Linked DNA regions of Homo sapiens: region 2 is linked to region 1. The links are chromatin contacts, found by Hi-C in ENCODE. All regions are on one chromosome and are shown on one strand. The core of a region is the stretch at or near the end of the contact, and the rest is flanking DNA. Distances in the headings are between cores, read along the strand shown. Region 1 holds the start of ANTXRL (ANTXR like). Region 2 holds the start of ZNF22-AS1 (ZNF22 antisense RNA 1).

The links. A loop is a pair of places that touch in the nucleus more often than their neighbours do. Pooled maps may share reads with other maps.
Region 2: a loop to region 1 is called in a map of CD8-positive, alpha-beta T cell, with 4 times the contacts of the local background. The contact joins the promoter of ZNF22-AS1 here to the promoter of ANTXRL in region 1. A Hi-C loop is called at or near these places in 1 of 168 maps with a recorded cell type or tissue (CD8-positive, alpha-beta T cell), 1 of 37 single-sample maps with no recorded cell type and 10 of 50 pooled maps.

What each region holds. Positions count from the first base shown.
Region 1 is chr10:46,282,205-46,288,995 of GRCh38, reverse strand. ANTXRL (ANTXR like) reads right to left here and starts at 1,999. Exons shown (of 17, transcript NM_001278688.3): 1 at 1,486-1,999. The coding sequence starts at 1,733. It overlaps LOC105378577 (a long non-coding RNA gene), which reads right to left and starts at 4,146. Exons shown (of 1, transcript NR_160731.1): 1 at 2,999-4,146. RefSeq lists silencers at 3,956-4,445, 5,810-5,959.
Region 2 is chr10:44,998,207-45,005,269 of GRCh38, reverse strand. ZNF22-AS1 (ZNF22 antisense RNA 1) reads left to right here and starts at 4,467. Exons shown (of 4, transcript NR_126421.2): 1 at 4,467-4,740; 2 at 4,854-4,984; 3 at 5,848-5,953. It overlaps ZNF22 (zinc finger protein 22), which reads right to left and starts at 4,347. Exons shown (of 2, transcript NM_006963.5): 1 at 4,292-4,347; 2 at 1-1,990. The coding sequence starts at 1,901. The coding sequence ends at 1,227. It overlaps LOC124902530, which reads right to left. Exons shown (of 3, transcript XM_047426129.1): 3 at 2,887-4,490. The coding sequence ends at 3,861. RefSeq lists an enhancer at 3,731-4,231 and a silencer at 3,958-4,307.

The DNA.
Region 1 (6,791 bases), core at 750-3,249:
TGGAGGCTGTGGTGGGTCATTCCCTGGCCATGACCTGGCTCATTGCCTCCTCCTTAGAATGGGGCAATGCCCTTTACCCCCAGCCTTGTTAGGAAGACTCATTAAGGTTGCTTTTGTCTGCTCCCTTTACATCCACTCTAGGCACTCCCTCTGCATTCCCCCTCATCCAGTCTGTCTGGGATTACATCAGGGCCTCTGCAGTTCCTGTGAGTTTCTAGCCTGTGGCTCTGCCTTGCCTGGCAGGTCCCTTCATCCCCATCCTCTGTCATCGCCTCTGACCTGCAAATTCTCCCTTCATCCTCATCACACTTGGCAAGGTGAAAATGAAGATACCCTTTTTACAGATGGGGGACACGAAGGCACAGAATGATGAAGCAACTTGCCCAAGACTATGTGGCTAGTGAGTGGACTCTGCCTGTCTCCAGAACTGAGTTGCTCCTTCCCCAAGAGTAGCAGAACAGTCAGAAACCATGGGAATTGGTGGGCTGGGGTACACGTCCCCTAACCATTAGTATCCAGGAGGAATGAGAAAAATCAGAGGAATTTCAACCTGCGATGCTGGAAAGTGTGCAGCACAGGAAGCCGGAGTCTTGTCACACTAGCTGTCTCTGGATGCTTCCCCAACCTCCAGGAGCCACCCTTGTCCAGGAACCAGATAGAAAAATACCTGTACTACTCACAGCCCAGGATTGTGGTGAGGTGCCAGGAGTGCAGGGGAAGGGCTTTGGAGGCCAGAAAGTGCTGCAACATTCTCCTGAAGATTGCACCACTGCTGCTACTGAATAAGCACAGAGTATTACCACCCAGCAGGAGGAGCAGGAAAGGGAACCAAGGCAATCTCTCCAAAGCTGAACATTTGCCTCTTTTCTTTCCTGGTGAGCCAGAAGGTGCCTAATACGTAGCCCAGCTTCCCCAGGGCCAGCCTGAAACAGACCAAACTGTTCTGAAAGTGTAGGAACTATCGCGTGGCTCTCCAAGTTGCAGAAGAGGCACTTAGAAGCAGCCAACCAAAGGCCTTCTCTAAGCAGTGACATTAGAATGCCCAACACAGGCAACAAAGCAATCTCTGTGGGGCCCAGTAAAATAGAAGTCATTTGCGTGAAAAAACAAACAAGCAAAACAACACAGAAACCCCAAACATCCGCAGTGAGCATCTGAGAACTGCTGAGAGGCAGGTCCGAGCAATCATCTGTTGCAGCAGCGTGAGGATGAGGATGCTGACCCAGCTGATGGAGGGGTAGGGAATCGTCCAGAACCCCTTTGGTGGCTTTTTTCCTCATCCAGGAGATGAAGCACCAGGGAAAAGAAAGCCAGGGCATTCTTTCTGCCTCAGAAAAACAGGAGGCCTAGGTCTGGTCTGACCAAAGTTTGGCCCTGCTTCTGTGACGGAAGCTTGCATCTCCTTGAGTGGTGTCCTGTCCCTAGTGAAAAAGAGACAGTGGCTCCTGAGGGTGACCCAGGGCCAGAGCTAGAAGGGACACTCACTTGTCCAAGATGAAGTAGAGGTCAAATGAGCCCTGGCATCTGTGACCTGCTTGCCCCTGGCGCCAGTGCTGCCTCCATCCTGGGCCATGGTGGTGGTGGGCTCTCCTGGAGCCCAGGGCCAGGCGGTGAAATATTCTCCAGTCAGGTCCATGGTACCGAAGGCTTCCTGCTCTAAAAAGCGGTGGAGGAAGCAGCAGCAGCAGCAGGAAGACCAGGAAGTAGGGCCCCAGGGACTCATGGCTCCCCATTATCTGGCTGTCCCTGTGACCCCACCTCACTCTTGGGTGCCTGTGCCAGGGCCCAGAGAGGCTGAGCACAGGCCCCTTCTTTGCCGCCTCCCCTTATGCCCGGGGCCACACCCCTCCTCCTGCCCTTTCACCAGTGCACACTATGGCCCTCCACCAGGTACCTCCCCAGATCGCAGGGACTAGGGTCAGCAGCTGGCTCTGGGAGACTTGCTTCCAGCTACCTGCCTGGCCCTTCCCCCACCCTGGGGACAGAATTCTCTGTTATGGTTGACAGGAAGGTTGACATGGTGACTTTGTGACCTGCAGCTCTTCCCAATGTCCTGCATGTTGACAACATCAGGGGGAGGCACAGGACCTTTGGAGGGGCTACAAGAGGAAGCCTCCATTTCCCTTATAACAGCCCTCACAGTGTCCCTTAAAACCACTAGACCCTGCTGTTTGTTCATTGGAAGAGTTAGCCCAGGTGAGTTAGGTGAGGACATTGCTGTGGGTGAGGAGGTCAAGGACTGGGAGGCCAGAGTGTTGGCAATGGGAGGTTATTTGTGTGACACTGAAGTCCCCCAGGAGATGGCAGTTCGGGAAGGAGATGGAAACTGCAGTGTTGCCAGAGTCTTTGTGAATGAGGGACATTCCGGTTCTCTACTGCTGTGTAACAGACCACCTACATTTAGGGACACAGAACAGGCCCATTTTATTATGCTCACAGGTTCTGAGGATCAGGCACTCAGGGCGGAGTTAGGAGGGCTCCTCATGTCTGGGGCCCCATAACTTGAAGGATTGGGCACTGGAATTATCTGGAGGCTGCTCCACTCACAAGTGTGGCTCCTAGGCAGGAGGGCCCAAAACCTGGGCTCAGCTGGGACTGTGAATGGAGACCCTGCATGTAGCCTCCCCGTGTGACCTGGGCTTCCTCCCAGCATGGCAGCTTCAGGGTGCTTGGGCTTTTACAGGTGGCCCAGAGGTCCAAGAGTGAGTATTTTCAGTGAGCACGGCAGAAACTGTAGAGCTTTTTATGACATCACCTTGGAAGTCACACAGTGTCACTTCCACTGTGCTCTATTGGTCCAAGCAGTCACAGCTGCCAAGAGTCAATGGGCAGGAACACAGGCCCCCTCTCTAGGGAAAGAATGTGGACAGGTTCACATCCCAGTGTCAAAACTGCTGTATGACCAACGCTTTGAATAGCAGAGAGGTTACAGTGTGTGGAAAGACGTAGGCACCAATGAGTGAGACTCAAACAGGACTCAGAAAAGTCAGACTGTAACTGTTAGAAACACCTTAATCAATTTTATTTTATTTTGTATGCACAAGAGTGATATCCAATTAAAAATCGTTCTCTAATAAGTCTAAAATATATCTTTCAATATGTGTAATATACAAATTACAAGTGATAAAAGTATTGGGTTAGTTTTTTGTTCTTTGATTTCTTTTGTTTTGGAACTGTATTTAATATAATAGAGTATCTTAAATAAGGGGTATTTCAGAATGAATGAAGCCCAGTATATTTCCTTCAAAAGCATATTTGAGCTATCTTGCTTCATTCTTCTTGATACTTGGTATTAGCATACTTTAATATTTTTGCCTGGTGGTAAGTCATCTCCTTGTGGTTTACTTTTTTCTTATTTTATTTATTTATTTTTTTGTAGAGACAGGGTCTTGCTATGTTTCCCAGGCTAGACTCCACCTCCTGGCCTCAAGGGATCCTCTGGCCCTGGACTCCCAAGCGCTGAGATTAGAGGTGTGTGAGCCACCCTCACTGCCCTCTTTGTGGTCTTAATTTGCTATTTCCTAATTACTAATGGGAACTGGTCACCTACTCACTTGATTTTGGTCGTTCATGGTTCCTCTTTGAAGTGCCTATTTAATGCCGGCATCCATTCTTTGCTTCAGGTGTTTTTCTCTTTCACATTGACTCAATAACAGTCTTTATATATCCTGGATACTAATCCTTTATCACTTGCTGCAAGTATCTTCTTTTACTCTGTGGCTTGTTTTTTTCACTTCATTTATTGTTTTTTAAACAAAGCCTAAGTTCTTAATTTTAACGTACTTGAACTGACATTTTCTACCCTGGCCCCCTCCCACCCTTAGTTCCCAGACACCTCTTATGATCTGGGGTCGAGGAGCCCGCCTTCCTGGCGGTCTCAGCTGGGGCCTGGGGAGCGAAGGCGGCGGGCGCTCGCGGGAGGAGCTGCGCGATTCGGATGCTGGGGAGGTGAAGCTCGCGGGGCCGCCAGGCCGCCGGGGTAAGGAAGGCCGGGAGGCCGCGGGGGTCCACGGCGCGGAGGGAGCCGCAGGCACCGGGCACAGCCCTCGCCCATCGCCGAGACCCGGCAGGCCCAGGAGCCAGAGGGCGGCGGCGTGAGAGGGAACCGCCTCCAAAGGACGCCCTCGCCCTCCCGCAGGCATAGTCGCAGGCGCCAGTCCCGGTCCGAGCCAGCTGGGGGTGGCTCCGGGGAGCTGAGCCGGGGGAGGGCCGGGCCGCCCAACGGATCAATAGGGGGGTTTCTCCCAGGTTGCCGTTTCTCTGGCCCGCGACGCCCTACCCGCCGGAGCCGCCCAACCGCAAGCCCCGCCCCGAAGGCGGGTGCAGCCAGGAAGGCGGGGCCTGGTGGCCTCTGGGCGCTGGCGCCAAGTTCAGAGCCGCGCCCTGGGCTGGGCGGTGGCGGCCGCGTCTGCACTTCCCCCCCTGCGCGCCTCTGGAGAGCCCGGGAGAGACGCACCCTCAGGTCGGCCAAGACCGAGAACAAGCGGGCGCGGGCAGCGGAGCCCATCTCACTTGCACGAAAGGCAGCGTTCTTGAGTCCTGCCTTTGACGGCGGGGGGTTCTTCCCTTCCCTCTGTCAGCTTCCTCCAGCTCTCTCCCATGTCCTTTCCGAGTCCCATTGCTGTCCCTGTCTCTTGCCTCTCTGCTTCTTGTCTCCTTGTCCTCTCCTGTTTCTCTCATCTCTCCCTTTTTCTTGTGTCCGCCTTGTTGGCTATTTCTCTTTTATCCTTTTTCCTTCTCTCTCTTTCGGCCTCTCCCCTCACTCTCCCTATAGGCTTCCTTCTCTCTTGCAAGCAAGAATTCTTCTTATGTTTTTCCCCTAAGGTGACTTCTTGGCCATAATCGTTTGCATCCACCCCTCCCCGCCCCAGCCCTCTCTCTGTTCATCTTGTAGTGCCCCATTATTCTCATCCAGGGCTTGTGCTAGGTGCTGGCGTCTTCAGCCCAGATCCTTTCTCCAACAGAGTATATACAAAGATCTGCACATGTAACCCGTTCAGTGCCTTTCCTGGGAAAAAGTACATAGATGATCAAATTATAAATCTCTGAATTTTCAGGGTCACCTGAAAAAAATACCTGGTTTTAGATACAAGACAATTGAATCCTTTTCTTGACATTTTGCGTTTACTCATAGAGGCACAGACAGCACAGCAGGAAGCTAAGCCTTGCAGAAGCTTTTAGGGGACATTGCCACCCACACCTTCTGTGCAATGCCAGGTGCAGGGGAGGCAAGGGACAGGATACAGACCTGGGTTGTGGGAAGACAGTGGGAGGCCAGGGCTTTGCACTTGAAACATTTGGGTGAGACTGACTGGAAATAAGAAATTAACAGTAAATTTCTAAAATATGTAGTTGCTTTGCCTCCTCAGAAATAATGGAACCTGATGTTGTGGTATATTGTGATCTTTAATGATATTCCAGCTTTTGACCAGCTTCTGTGGAACATCTCTACCCTGCCCTGCAGACTACCCTGTGACTCCTGGAAGTCTAGGTCCTTTGTTGCATGGAGAGGATGCAAACCACGTGCTGCAGCTCCCGATGCCTTTTCCGAGCAGATTCCTCAGAGGGGGTGCCTGACATCAGAGATGAATTTCAGCCAATGCCTCCGAAGAGGCAGATGCAGAAACCTCACTCCTCTCAGTAACCCTGAGCAAAGCACTCAACCTCTCTGAGCCTCGGGTTTCCATCTGTAAAATGGGCTCAAGCTAAGTTGTCTCTCCAGACTGTCAGGCGGCGCGCAGGGAGGAGGTGCAGACGCGGCCGCCACCGCCAAGCGCCCAGCGCGCGGCTCTGAACTTGGCGCCAGAGCCCTGAGGACACCAGGCCCCGCCTTCCTGGCCGCACACGCCTTCGGGGCAGGGCTTGTGGGTGGGCGGCCCCCGCGCGGGAGGGTGCCGCGGGCCAGAGAACTCGCAATCCGGGAGAAAGCCTCTGATCAGCTGGGCAGCCCAGCCCTCCCCGGGCTCAGCTCGGCGGACAGCCCTCTGATGGCTCGGGCTGGGCCGGGCGCCGGCGCCTGCGGGAGGGCGAGGGCATCCCTTGAAGGCGGCTCCAGCTCTCGCTGCGGCCCTCTGGCTCTAGGCTCCCCGACCTCTCACTCCTGCGCCAGGGGGGCCGCGGCGATGCGCCCCGTGCCTGTGGCTCCCTCTTCGCGGAGGACCTCCGTGGCCTCCCGGCTCTCCCTCCCCGCGCGACCTGGCGGCCCCGCTAGCGGCACCTCCCCAGGGCCCAAGTAGCCCAGATCCTCCAGGAGCGCCCCGACACCTCCGCTCCCCTCGCCCCAGCTGTGACCGCGCAGCACTTTGCCAGGAAGGGGGGCTCCGCGACCCTTAGAACATAGAGGTGTCCAGGGACTTAACTGCCCCTGGAGGGTGGCAGGGGGCCAGGGCAGAAGGGCCGTGGTCTGGACGGAATGACTGTGGGGTGGGTGGAGACTGCGCTGGGACTCGGAGGACCTGGGCTTTCCCCTGCAGTGGTGGAGTGAGGGTAGATGGGATAGAGTCTCAGGTAATTGCAGTTCTTGGTGCTGTTGCAGGCAAGTGTGCATGGGTCACATTGCTTGAGCGTAGGGTGCAAAGTAGCTTCCTTTGGAGAAGGGAGAATTCTTCAAGTACTGAAAGGAAAACCACCCCGAGTCCCTGCTCCCTCATTGATTAATTCCGTCACTCAGTGGGTGTTCTGACGTGGTAGGGGTGAGTGGGTGCGCGGAGATACCGTGAGGAAGCGCTGAGTTTCTCTCCAAGGCTTTGGAGGGTCTGTTGCAAAGATGAGATCCTCAAGGACAAACATAA
Region 2 (7,063 bases), core at 3,218-5,717, 1.3 Mb after region 1:
AAACCGATATGATTATAAAAGATACCAAAAAATCAGAAGAATGTTAGCATTCAATAGAAATTAAAACCTGAGCTGAGGGCTCATTAGAGTCTGACACTTGGCACCATTCTCATGGAAGTGAAGAAACATGTTTGCCGGACTCCTTAAAACAATTCATGTAACACAGAAAGAGTTAAATTTCAAAGGAGCTACAATGTACTGACACATTACGACTCTTGTTGTTGACAAACATTTAAGCAGGGCTATCCAAAGCTCACAGTCTTGAAGGCAGGGAGGTGTGTAAATTGTAGGTTTTTAATTAAGCAGTAAGCAAGCTGAGATTTTTCTTGGTAAAATAGTTTGTTTATTCATGTAGATCTAAAAGGCTGGCTCAGTTTGTCAGAGCACAGGAGAATGCCAGAAGAGGTCAAGGGCATGGGGATGTATCGACATGAATCCATCCCAACTTGTGGAAAACAAACGACACAGCAGTTACCATCACAAAGAACTCTATTAGTAGGAATAGAAGACTTGAGGTCCAATTCAGTTCTCATTTGGATTCTATAGTATCTCTAAGAATTTGGTTAAAAAAAACAAAACAAACAAAACAAAAAAAGGGAAATCCTTACTCCTTTCATTAACAACTGTCCACAAGGAGAAGAAATAAAAGACAACTAATATAGATAGGCCTTACTGATTAAAAATCTGTGAGCTTGAATACATTTTAATATGTTGAATCTAGAGTGATAAACCAATGGTTAATATACTACAAAACTTTACAAACAAAATCTCATCTGTTGCAGAACTTCAAAAGTAGTGGAATTGATTTCTTCTCCCTTTTTTCTTCCACAGAAAGTCCTAAAACTGAGTAGTCATTGGCATGCCTGCACTTTCACAAATGTATCCTCAAAACATGATGGTTTTTCTCAAAATGTATCTACAAAACATGATGGTTTTTGAAAATGGAAGTAATTTCAAATGAGGTCAAGGATGTCATGCTCCCTCAAAACATATTTTCAGTTCTTTGTGCTCCATGTCACATAAAAAAGAAATGAGGGTAGCTGGACTCATGTAATTTCTTTCAGCTCAATAATGTCATTAAATTCCCAATGTTTTCACACTAGCAAAAGATCCAGTATTTAAGTGATCTACTATAAAGCATCTCTATTTCTAAAAAAGATTCCTTTCATTTTTTACTTTTTATTTTTTCTTAAGAGGTCTCAAAAAGCTGTCAAAAAGCCCTATACTTAACGGAGACCAGCCACAGACTTCCTTCCTGTACCAGCTTTCCAAGAGGGTAAGTGAGTCTTCACCCTGATATTTTTGCCCCGGGTTTTACGAGGCTTCTCTTCTTTATGCACCTTCATGTGCTGCCTCAGATGAGAGCTCTGACTGAAACATTTGCCACATTCACTGCACTGGTAGGGTTTCTCCCCAGTGTGGGTTCTCTGATGTTGAATAAGGTGGGAGCTCTGGCTGAAACACCGGCCACACTCATCACACTGATAGGGTTTTTCTCCAGTATGAATTCTCTGGTGCTGAATGAGATTTGAGCTCTGTTTGAAGCTTTCTCCACACTCATCACATTTGTAGGGCTTTTCCCCCGTATGGATCCGTCGATGCTGAATGAGATTAGAACTCTGAAAGAAACTTTTCCCACAATCAGCACATTTATGGGATTTCTTTCCAGTATGGATCTTCTGGTGTTGAAAAAGAGTTGAACTCTGACTGAAACTCTTTTCACATTCAGTACATTTATAGGGTTTGTCATCCAAGCTTCTTCTGAGTCTACTGAAGCTTGAGTCAAATCGAATAGTCATGCCCCACTTCTGCCGCTGCCGGCCTGTTTTGCGCTTGTTCTCATAGGCCTTTCCTTGGCTTGAGCTCCGAGAAATACCCGCTTTAGGCTTTGCTAACCTCATGGTGAATAACCAAATGTATTTGTAAGAGAGTTTACAGGCTTCTTCTGAACTAGTGTTTCATTTCCTAGAGGTGTACAGCTCAGAATTTTCTGTGTGTAGAAGGAAAAAAAATTTAGAGATGATCAGAAAAAAAATTACAGATATCTGTTAACTATTCAATTTTAATATCTCTTCAACCCACCAAAATTGCATTCATGTTTAAATTTAAAAAGTATAAATGCAAACAAAGATAATATGGGGGGAAATTTGGGGGAAATACTTGCAAAGTAATTCTAACAATTCCAGAGTTTAAGCTTAACAAATATCACCAAATTTTGACTGAGTTTACCACTGGAGTTTCTGTCTATTGGGACAAGACAAATTAAAAGTGATCAGGTGAAATATAAATCTTCCAAGCATTACCAAATGAGTACATAATTTTGAAGAACTAAAAAGTGGAGATAAGGTAAATCTTAATGGGAATGGAGTAACTCCAAAAGACAATCAAAATTTGTGTAACAGAACATTACTATGCTTTAATATTTAGTTCCATGTTAAACTTCTACTAACTAGTAACTGCCTAAGGTATCCAAATGAATAAGAAATGACAAATTACACTACTTTATGATATATTCCTGTTTATCTGTATTTAGCATTCGATTTCCATAGCTCTAGATGACAGTTTAGCTCTAATTCTGTAGCATAAAGTGTTTTGAAAATTGAAACTTCTCTACAGGGAGTGGTAGGTTTACTTAGTCTATGAAGACACGCTTTATTATTGGTTTTTATAGATCCTAATGATCCAAGAAAGCAATTTGTTGAAAACCCAAAACGAAAGTACTGTTTTCGGAGACAGAAAAACTGCAAAAGAACTTTTACCAGAAAGTGGAATGAAACTGAGTAGAAAACGCATGGTAGGTAGGACACAAGAAAAGGAGAGGGGGGAGAAAATGAGTTTACATGTAAAACTAGGATGGAATTTTTAGAATACCCAAATGCTGCAAAATTCAAAATTTCAAATGATTTTATTTATTTATAAGGCTGACTTGTGGCTATTTAAAATAACGGCCAAAACAAACCAACAAAAACCCCTACAAACCCCACATAGGTGGCAATGTCGGAAAATCTAGAACTTCAAAAGCAATAAAATTATTGGAACTATTTTTCATTATCTTGTGTCAGAATGTGGAATTTAAAATAGAAACAATTATTCTGGGTTTCTTTGCATACAAACATATAAAGCAAATAAATGAAAACAAAAACATAATTTTTCTTGCCTTCCTTTCATCTTATTGTATAATTGAGACTTTAGGTCCAGGACTTTATCTGGATATTTAATAATTACATCAGCTGTAATTATGGTCAGCGTAAGAGTAAGCCGCATATAACACAAGATTACAGTTAGGACTACCCACTCCTTAACTTAAGCAAATATTTACAGAACATCTACCACACAGGAGACATTGTGTTAGGTACATGGTGTTGGTGTTGCTTTTTTTTTTTTTTAATAACTATAATGGTCATTATACATAAAAGCACACGCATTTAATACAATGGAAGTCAGATCTAGTCAGAAACTCAGACTGTCAAATCCACCTACGGATGAGGCAATCATACTAGTATGTGCCAGACACTGTGTAACTTGATTCTGTGCTAGCTCTTTAATTCTCCTGGCACCTTTATGCAGTTATTTCCGTTTTAAGTTAAGGAAACGAGGGCACAATGCTAGAAGGCACTGGCCGGGTTCCCAGACCCTAGCAGTTTGACTCCAGAGCCTGTACTCTTAGTGGCAGCCACATCTTCCATTGCTCAGTCCAGCGCGGCGACCCGTGCTTTGCATAGCTCCCCAGCAGGGGCAAGCACGAAGTTAAACCTGAGTGACAGAAGCTGCTGTTCTTGCACACCCAGCTAACTGGAATGTGCCTCAGTTTCCTCGTAAAATGGGGAGGGTAATGATAAAGTGGCAACACCATCAAGATGTTAGAAGTTGCAATGAGTCTGAATCTGAAAACCGCTCAGAGCAGCCCTGTGCTGCCTAAGCATTTGTTCCACGTATCTAGTCCTCGAACGCTCCGAGCGACGGAAGGGGCCGGGGCTGCTGCTCACCCGCCCAGTTCCACCCGCCGCGGGCCGCGCCTCGCCCGGGCCCCCAGTCCAAGCCTCCCGTTCCCAGCACTCCGCCGGCCGCTCCTCATTGACCCGGCCCGCCCGCCGCGCAGGCCGCGGCCCCACCCTGGGCCCGCGTGGCCCTCCCGCCCCCGCCCGGCGGCCAGGCCCTGCCCGGAGGCGGGAGACGCAAGCCACGCCATCGCCCGGGCCCGCGCCGCCCTCGTTGCGGCCAGCGCGCTCCCGAGCGGACCCGAGTATCCGACGCAGGCCCCGAGCGCCCCAAGTGCCCCAATCCCACTCACCGCGCGGGACCAGCCACCACTCTGGCTCGCTGGGCGCCTCCCGCGCCGCCGGAAGTGAGGGCCTCGCCGCGCTCTGGCGCCGCCGCGGTCGCTCTAGGAAAGTGGCGGAGCGACCCTCTATGGTCCCGGGCCCACCCGAAAGCGTTGTTCGTTTCTTCCTGTGGTTTTGTTTTCTCCTCCCCCCAACTCGGAAGGCGTCCTGTGACCCCCGGGACCTCAAGAGCTGTAACCGCCCCTGTGTGTGGTCGAGGCTTTTGAAACCAAACTCTAGCCTCTCCAACCTAGAAACTGCATACTTTCCACAAATTTTGAGATTTTTGAGACCCTGGTACTTTTCACGAAGTCACCTTAATTATCACCAAAAAGCTCCTGCAAGATGGGAGTGGTTATACTCCATTTACAGGAAAGGAACCAAGGCTCAGAGAAGAAATGTGCTCCGTTCACCGTGTGTAAGCGGACGACCCAGAATTGGAATGGTTCTTTGTGGCTCCAAAGTCTGATTTCAACACACCCCTTTTGTTGCTCATTAGTAATGATCTCTCTTTGTTCTTATTCCTTCCAGGCTCCTCCTCAGCCATCCTGGCCGTGCTCAGTCATCTGACCAGCTGACCTCCGTGTTCCCCCACTCCCTGGGGAGCTCCTCCGCCTTTTGGCTTCCAATGCTATTGCTGCATGCTGAAGACTCCCGCATTGGTAACTCCAGTCTGACTGTGGGACATAAATGTTATTGAACTTTAGACTTGTATATCGAACTGATTACTCAAGAGCTGCATTTGCATGTGTAATGGACATCCCAAACCTAACATACCCCCCAAATGAATTCCTGATATCTACCTAACCTGTTCTTGCAACAGTCTTCTTCCCAGGGATGGGTGAAGATCCCATCATCTTTCCAGTTGCTCAAGCCAAAAACCTTGATGTCACTGTTGTCTCTTCTTTTTTTCATCCAAAATTCACCTGTGATTTATCCACAAATTCTGTCGGCTTCATCGTTAAAATATATTCATTATCAAGCCACTTTCAACACTTCCACTGCTATAACCACCAAGCCACCTTCATCCACCTTCTGGATTATTATATTGGCTTCCAGACGGGTTGCCCTACAGTCTATTCACGGCCCCAGAGTAATCCTCTTAAACCTAAGTTAGATCATGTCATTCATTTGTTCAAAACCTTCAAAGGCTTCCCAACTTATTAGAGCAAAGCCAAGGACCTCGCAGTGGCACCCGATGCCTCTCATGATCTGTCTCTTTAGTTCTTTATTGTGTCTGCAGTGCTGAAAACAGTGCTCAGCAGGGAACAGACACTCAGTAAATAGCTGTTGAATGAATGAATTTATAAGATGCCTTATTGTTTACAAAGTACTTTTACATCTTATCTTCTGGTTATTCATCTTCACCATAGTCTCATGAAGCACAGATTATCATATCTGTCTTGCAAATCAGTAAACTGAAGCAAGAGAGGCTGACCTGCCTGAAGTAATACAGTGGTTTGTTGGTGGAGGCTAAACTAAGTCATAGGTTCATTCTCTTAAGTTGGGGCTTTCTGCTCTGTAGGGAGCTGTCTCTGCATATGGCAAAGCACAAAGCTGAATGAGGTCTGGACAAAGAAGCTCCACTCGCAATCTAGAGAGTATCTGGACTATTGCAGTGATTAAATGAGGTAATGTAAGGCACTTAGCACAATGTATAACACAGAAGAAATGAGAGTCGTTGTTACTTTTATTATTAAATTGTTATAAGTTGGTTGATGCTGGTGGTTGGAGAGTTTGGGGTAAAGGGCAATGGCCAGAGATCTAGAAATGGTTTAGGAAAAGCGTCAGGAGCAAACATGACCCGTTGGGACTGTCTGCTCTATGTACACTAAAATAAAAAGATAATTTTTAAAAAGCCATTTTGTTAGTAAGGTAGTTACTAATTAAAACTAACTCCTTTAATGTCTACATAAAGATGGATTATCCCTTTTTCCTATACCTGAAAACAACTGGGCCAGCCATAGAAGGGCCAGAGGTATGTCAACTAAAGCATTGGGTAAACGAGGATGGATTTTTTAAAAAGAGAGAGACGAAAGTCAGGAAATAAAGGGGTGTGTGTCCCTAAGTGTGGACAGAGTCCTGGGCAGTAAGGATGGAGAGGAGGGAGAGCCAGAAAAATATATGAAGGAGAGGAGGGTAAAGGAGAATGGGAAAAAGACAGGGAGAGAAAGCAGGTAGGGTTTTATGCCTTCAGCCTAGCTGTTAGTATAATAATAGTTAACACTTATTGAGTGCTTATTGTGTGCCAGGCACTGTTTGCAGCATTTGAGGATCTCACGTGAGATTCCTGAGGCATGATTATTCCTGAGGGTTTGCTCCACCTTCTCTGGTTTTGGTCCCTGCACTTTGTGGTGTGACTCCGGTGCCTCCTGGTGAACCACATGCCTGTCCCACTGATGTTGACTTGACCACTGATTTGAATTGGCTGACCGCATGTGACTGGATGCAAGGGGTACATCACATCCCAGAAGAAACTTCAAGTCATTGTGTTTCTGCCAGGACTCTGCTCTTTCCCTCTGCCTTGAGAATAGCATGTCCCAAGTAGGGGCTGCCCCTTTAGTCTAGGAACCAGGATGATAAGACACATGGAGCAGAGCCACAGAAGCTCACATGTAACCACAACGGTCCCACGTAATGTTAGAGAAACAAATGCTCTTGTAACACTGAGATTCTTGGTGGTATTATTGCATTAAAGTTGACTAATGTACCTCCCACCAACCGTAAGAGATAGGAATTGT